Regions from separate parts of the Homo sapiens genome. Here region 2 is linked to region 1. A link is a loop called in an ENCODE intact Hi-C map of the cell type or tissue named here. Cell type or tissue: heart right ventricle. All regions are shown on one strand. Region 1 holds the start of LOC105372503 (a long non-coding RNA gene). Region 2 has its middle 41 kb from the start of TGM3.

Evidence for each region. A loop is a pair of places that touch in the nucleus more often than their neighbours do. Peaks named below come from ENCODE experiments on the same cell type or tissue, not always from the same donor. Only the 100,000 strongest peaks of a DNase experiment are listed, where the experiment ranks them.
Region 2: it touches region 1 in a loop (2.1-fold over the local background); 2 of 110 quality-filtered maps call a loop at or near these places.

What each region holds. Positions count from the first base shown.
Region 1 is chr20:2,299,804-2,302,303 of GRCh38, reverse strand. All of the region lies in intron 1 of TGM3 (transglutaminase 3), which reads right to left. It overlaps LOC105372503 (a long non-coding RNA gene), which reads left to right and starts at 787. Exons shown (of 3, transcript XR_937203.3): 1 at 787-996. RefSeq lists an enhancer at 679-858. In heart right ventricle, no CTCF peak of the experiment used is centred here; a DNase peak (open chromatin) is centred at 983; H3K27me3 peaks cover 1,858 bases.
Region 2 is chr20:2,254,042-2,256,541 of GRCh38, reverse strand. No RefSeq gene overlaps it. Among named protein-coding and RNA genes, the nearest start is that of TGM3, 41 kb to the left of the region's middle. In heart right ventricle, no CTCF peak of the experiment used is centred here; no DNase peak of the experiment used is centred here.

The DNA.
Region 1 (2,500 bases):
AGTTGCTAGTCAGCCGTCTCAATCCTTGTCAGCCTGGCTGTATAATTGAATCACCTGCAGCACACGGGTGAGAATGACTTGGTCGCTGGGTGTGTGATGGGGCTCCCATCTCCTGTTCCAGGGAGGACCACACCACAGAGGGGCTGACAGGGGGCCCAACATGGAGTGATGCTACTCTAGTGGCTGGGACTATCCCTAGCCCCCAACCAGACTCTACTTCCCACACCTTTTCTCTAGACATAGATGCATTTTTATTTTACAGAAGTCTAGAGTTAATGAGGGCTGACAGAAATGCTAAAAAGTGGCTGGGCACGGTGGCTCACACCTGTAATCCCAACACTTTGGGAGGCCGAGGCAGGAAGATCACCTGAGGTCAGGAGTTCAAGACCAGCCTGGCCAACATGGCAAAACCCTGTCTCTACTAAAAATACAAAAATTAGCCGGACGTGGTGACACATGCCTGTAGTTCCAGCTACTTGGTAGGCTGAGGCAGGAGAATGGCTTGAACTGGGGAGGTGGAGGTTGCAGTGGGCTGAGATCTCACCACTGCACTCCTGCCTGGGCGACAGAGGGAGACTCCGTCTCAAAAAAAAAAATGCTAAAAAGTATCTAGCTGAGTGGTTTTTAAGCTCTATTGAGAGAAGCCAAATCAAGAAATCTATCTAATAGTCTTTACATACATGGATCTGGAACTGACACAAGGTTTCACACGGCTAATGCTTACTATGTATCAATATACTCTGATATTTTCTCTTCTGCTTTTTTTTTTTTTCTTAATGGCTGGTCACAGTCCACTAAACTGATTTCACAACCTGCTAATGGATGGCAACTGGCAGCTTGAAAAACAGTGATGTAATCTAGTATGCCCACATGACAGGTCAGAAAGCTGAGGCCCTGAAATGGGAAGCCATCTCCCCTTCATGAAAGGGGAAGTCACGGAGTTGAAGCAGATCTTAGCCCAGAAGCCGGGTCTCAGATCCTGGTCACCGACAGGCTGTGAGTCATCCCACTTCCCACCCCTAGACACTGGGAACATCTTTAGCTCCTGGCTGGCCCCTCCTCTGGCTCCAAGGACACACGTGCTTTCCTGCTCAGCACCCATCTCTCTCTCCTTTCTCTCTTTCTAGCCTGTGTCATTTCCTTTTAACTTCCCCCACATATCATGACATTTTCAAGCTCTGTGCAGCACAGGTGGCACAATTTCTTGGCATTCAGGGAGAGTAAGGGGCTGGTGAGGATGAAGAGAAATGAGCCCCAGATTGGTGCCTGAACCGGTGAGAGGCCCTGAGCAAGGGTCTCAATGTCTCTGAATTGTACTTTTCTCACCTGTAGAAGAGGGACAGTGAGACCTGGAACATCTTCTCTCTTAGGGTTATTGTTGGGATTCAACATATACCCATCACTAGCACCGGGGCCCCCAGAGATTGGGGGAAACTAATACTGTTGGGATCCCATATGTAATGGCAAAAACAACCCAAGAGCAGAAGAGGCTTTGAGCTTTTAATGGGCTGCTATTGAGGACCTCTTATGTGTCAGACACTGAGCTAAGCATTTCACCTGCGTTATGTTTTTTAATAGTCACGAAATACTGACTATCAAAATGGTGTTGCTGTCCCCATTTCACAGATGAGGGCTTTGGAAGTCCAGTCAGGTGAAGTCACTTACTCAATATCAAACACTCAGGCAGAGGCTGGACTCAAGCCCAGACTGAAAGTCAATTTTGCCTGACCAGATATGACCCCAAGCTGCCGCCCTGTAGCCAACCAAGGCAGCAATGACTTAGACACAGGTCCTGGAGGGGCCATCCACAGCCTACTCCCTGCCTAGACACCCTATGGTCAGGGCAAAAGGAGAGGACAGAAGGACTTCTCTTCCTAAGAGAGAGTTTAGAATCTCTGAGACCAGAGGCTCTCAACCCCAGCTGCCCAGAAGAATCACCTGGAATGTTCTATTGGTCTGAGACCCATCCCAGGCAAATTCAATTAGAATCTTTGGTTAGGGATGACACTGGCATTTTCTTTCTTTTCTTCTCTTCTCTTCTCCTCTCTTTTCTTTCTTTCTTTCTTTTTTTCTTTCTTTCTTTCTTCTCTTTCTTTCTTTCTCTTTCTATTTCTTTCTCTTTCTCTTTCTTTTCCTTCCTTCCTTCCCTCCCTCCCTCCATTCCTTTCTTTCTTCCTTTCTTTCTTTATTTTTTTTTTAAATGGAGTCTCTCTCTGTTGCCCAAGCTGGAGTGTAGTGGTGTGATCTCAGCTCACTGCAACCCCTGCCTCCTGGGTTCAAGCAGTTCTCTTGCCTCACTGTAACCTCAGCCTCCCAAGTAGCTGGGACTACAAGTGCGTGCCAGCATGTCCCACTAATTTTTGTATTTTTAGTAGATGAGATTTTGTCGTATTGGCCAGGCTGGTCTCGAACTCCTGACCTCAGATAATCTACCCGCCTTGACCTCCCAATGTGCTGGGATTACAGGCGTGAGCCATTGCACCCGGCCAGCATTTTCTTT
Region 2 (2,500 bases), 46 kb after region 1:
TTATTTTATTCATATTCCCAAGTCCAAAGAAATTCTTCCTGAGGTCAGGACTGCTCCCTTAAAGGGCATATAATGTACAACTACCGGATCTTGGTGTATGACAGCCCCGGGGACTTCAAGTACCTCTGTGTTTTCCAAGGCTGAGCCCTGCCCAAGTGGTGACAGGACACGTTTTGCCCACACCCTGTGCCTTGCCACTCTGCAGTCACCTTGCGTGCAGGGAGGGTGAGTGGTGGAGGAGAGGGCAGGACAGGACAGACCAACTGCAAGGGAAGCTGAGGAAAGATGCGTGCACACGCCCTTGCTGGTACTGTCATGCTGCTGTGGCTGCCAGCTGGGGGCCTGGGCCCCCTGGGCAAGAAGCAGGAAGGAAGAAGGAGACAGGAGACCTTAGCCTTCCCATGCCATGGCACTCTTCCTCTTTCCGTTCCTCTTCATTCCTCTACCCTAGCTTAACTTAAGAGTTCCAAGACTGCCCCAGAGTAGCTCTTGAGTCTACCATGGAACCACGAAGTGACACAGAAGCAGGAAAAGGGTTAGCCACCAACTCTGGGTGTGGCAGGGAGAGCAGCCGTCACATCCTTGGGCATCCTACCAAGAAAGTACAACCCAGGGTCTCTTTATCTACAGAGACTCTGGGGCCCATGATCTCATTGTCAAATGTATACTACCGTAAAACAAAGACATTTGTAAATTCAATATGAATATGCCTGTCAGTTGCTTCAGGAAACACGGAGTTCCTCAGGCCTTTTCTCCTTAGAAGCAACACAACTCAATTTGGTCTTTTACTGAGCAACTAATTTATATAAGCCTCCCTCCCACCATCGCCAACAAAAAGAAACAAGCCAAGCCTGTCTTCCCAGGAGTTTACCACATATCTCAGGAGACAAGACATGTGTACAAATAGTCCAAGAGAGAATGAGGTAAATGCTACAACCCAATCCAGGACAGAAATAATAGGAAAAGATTGACGCTGGCTGGAAAGATCAGAAATGTTTCATGAAAGAGACCGCATCTGAGATGGACCCTGAAGGAAGAGCAGAGTTTTGACAATCAATGTTTTCTCACTGGCTCTATTGATTGAGGCTGGGTTAGCTTGACTTAGAGAAAACCTCTTTGGGTTCCAGTAAAGTGTGTTTTTAGTCTCTGCTGCTGTTTTTGGATACCTTGGTAAAAGGGTCTGGTAAGGGTGGGTGGCCTTATCTCTCCAGGCCTCAGTTTCCTCTTCTTGGTATGTGAGATCAAATTCGGCTGTATGCCTGGCTCCTCCTTCTCTATTTTGTTCTCATTAGAGGTAGAAACACAATCCAAAGCTAAAGACACAGGATATGCCCTGCGAAATAATTTATTATTAGGGTATTCACAGCTCTCCGAGGCTCCTTCTAGGATGTTAATCCTAGATGTGATTTCATCATCTCCTACGTCTCCAATACATTTTTCTGAAAAAAGAAAGAAATAATAAAGAAGTTGTAGGCTGGGTGCTGTAGCTCTCACCTGTAATCCCAGCACTTTAGGAGGCCAATGTGGGCAGATCGCTTGAGATCGGGAGTTCGAGACGAGCCTAGGCAGGAAAGTGAGACCCCCCGCACCATCTCTACAAAACATACAAAAATGAGCTGGGTGTGGTGGCACATGCCTGTGGTCCCAGCTACTCGGGAGGCTGAGGTGAGAGGATGGCTTGAGCCTGGGAGGCAGAGGTTGCAGTGAGCTGAGATCGCGCCACTACACTCCAGCCTGGGCAACAGAGCGAAACACAATCTCAAAAAAAAAAAAAAAATGCACTTGTACCTGAAAAAATTGTTACAAAAATCATGACTACATTATCATGTTGGGGAAAATTACTGTTTTAAAGGCAGATTAGAAAAAAGGCAGACAATCCAACAGAAAAATGGGAAAAAACCTTGACAAGCTCTTCATGAATAAGGACATTCAAATGACAAATAAGCATATAAAAATGTGCTCAACCTCATTAGTCATCAGGAAATGAAAATTAAAACCACAATGTAATAGCATACCCACTAACTATATGGCCACAGTGAAAAGAACAGACAACAGCAAGTGTTAGCAAGGACGTGGGGCAAATAAAATTCCCAGACATTTCTTGTGGGTGTATAAAACAGAACAACTACTTTAGAAAAATGTTTCAGAACATTTAATAAAATGAACATATGCATACTCTATGGCCCAGCAATTCTACTCCCAGGTGTATACCCAATAGAATTACATAAACTCGCCAAAAAACAGGTACAAGAATGTTCATAGCAATATTTTTCATAATAGCCAAAGACTGGAAACAATCCACATTTCCATCAACATAAGAATGGATTAAAAAATTATTGTTTATTTACGGAACTAGAATACCACACAATCATGAGTAAATTTAATGGATATTTAAAATGAAAAAAGAGGCCAGGTGCAGTGGCTCATGCCTGTGGCTCATTCAATGGCTCATCCCAGCACTTTGGGAGACCGAGGCAGGCAGATCACCTGAGGCCAGGAG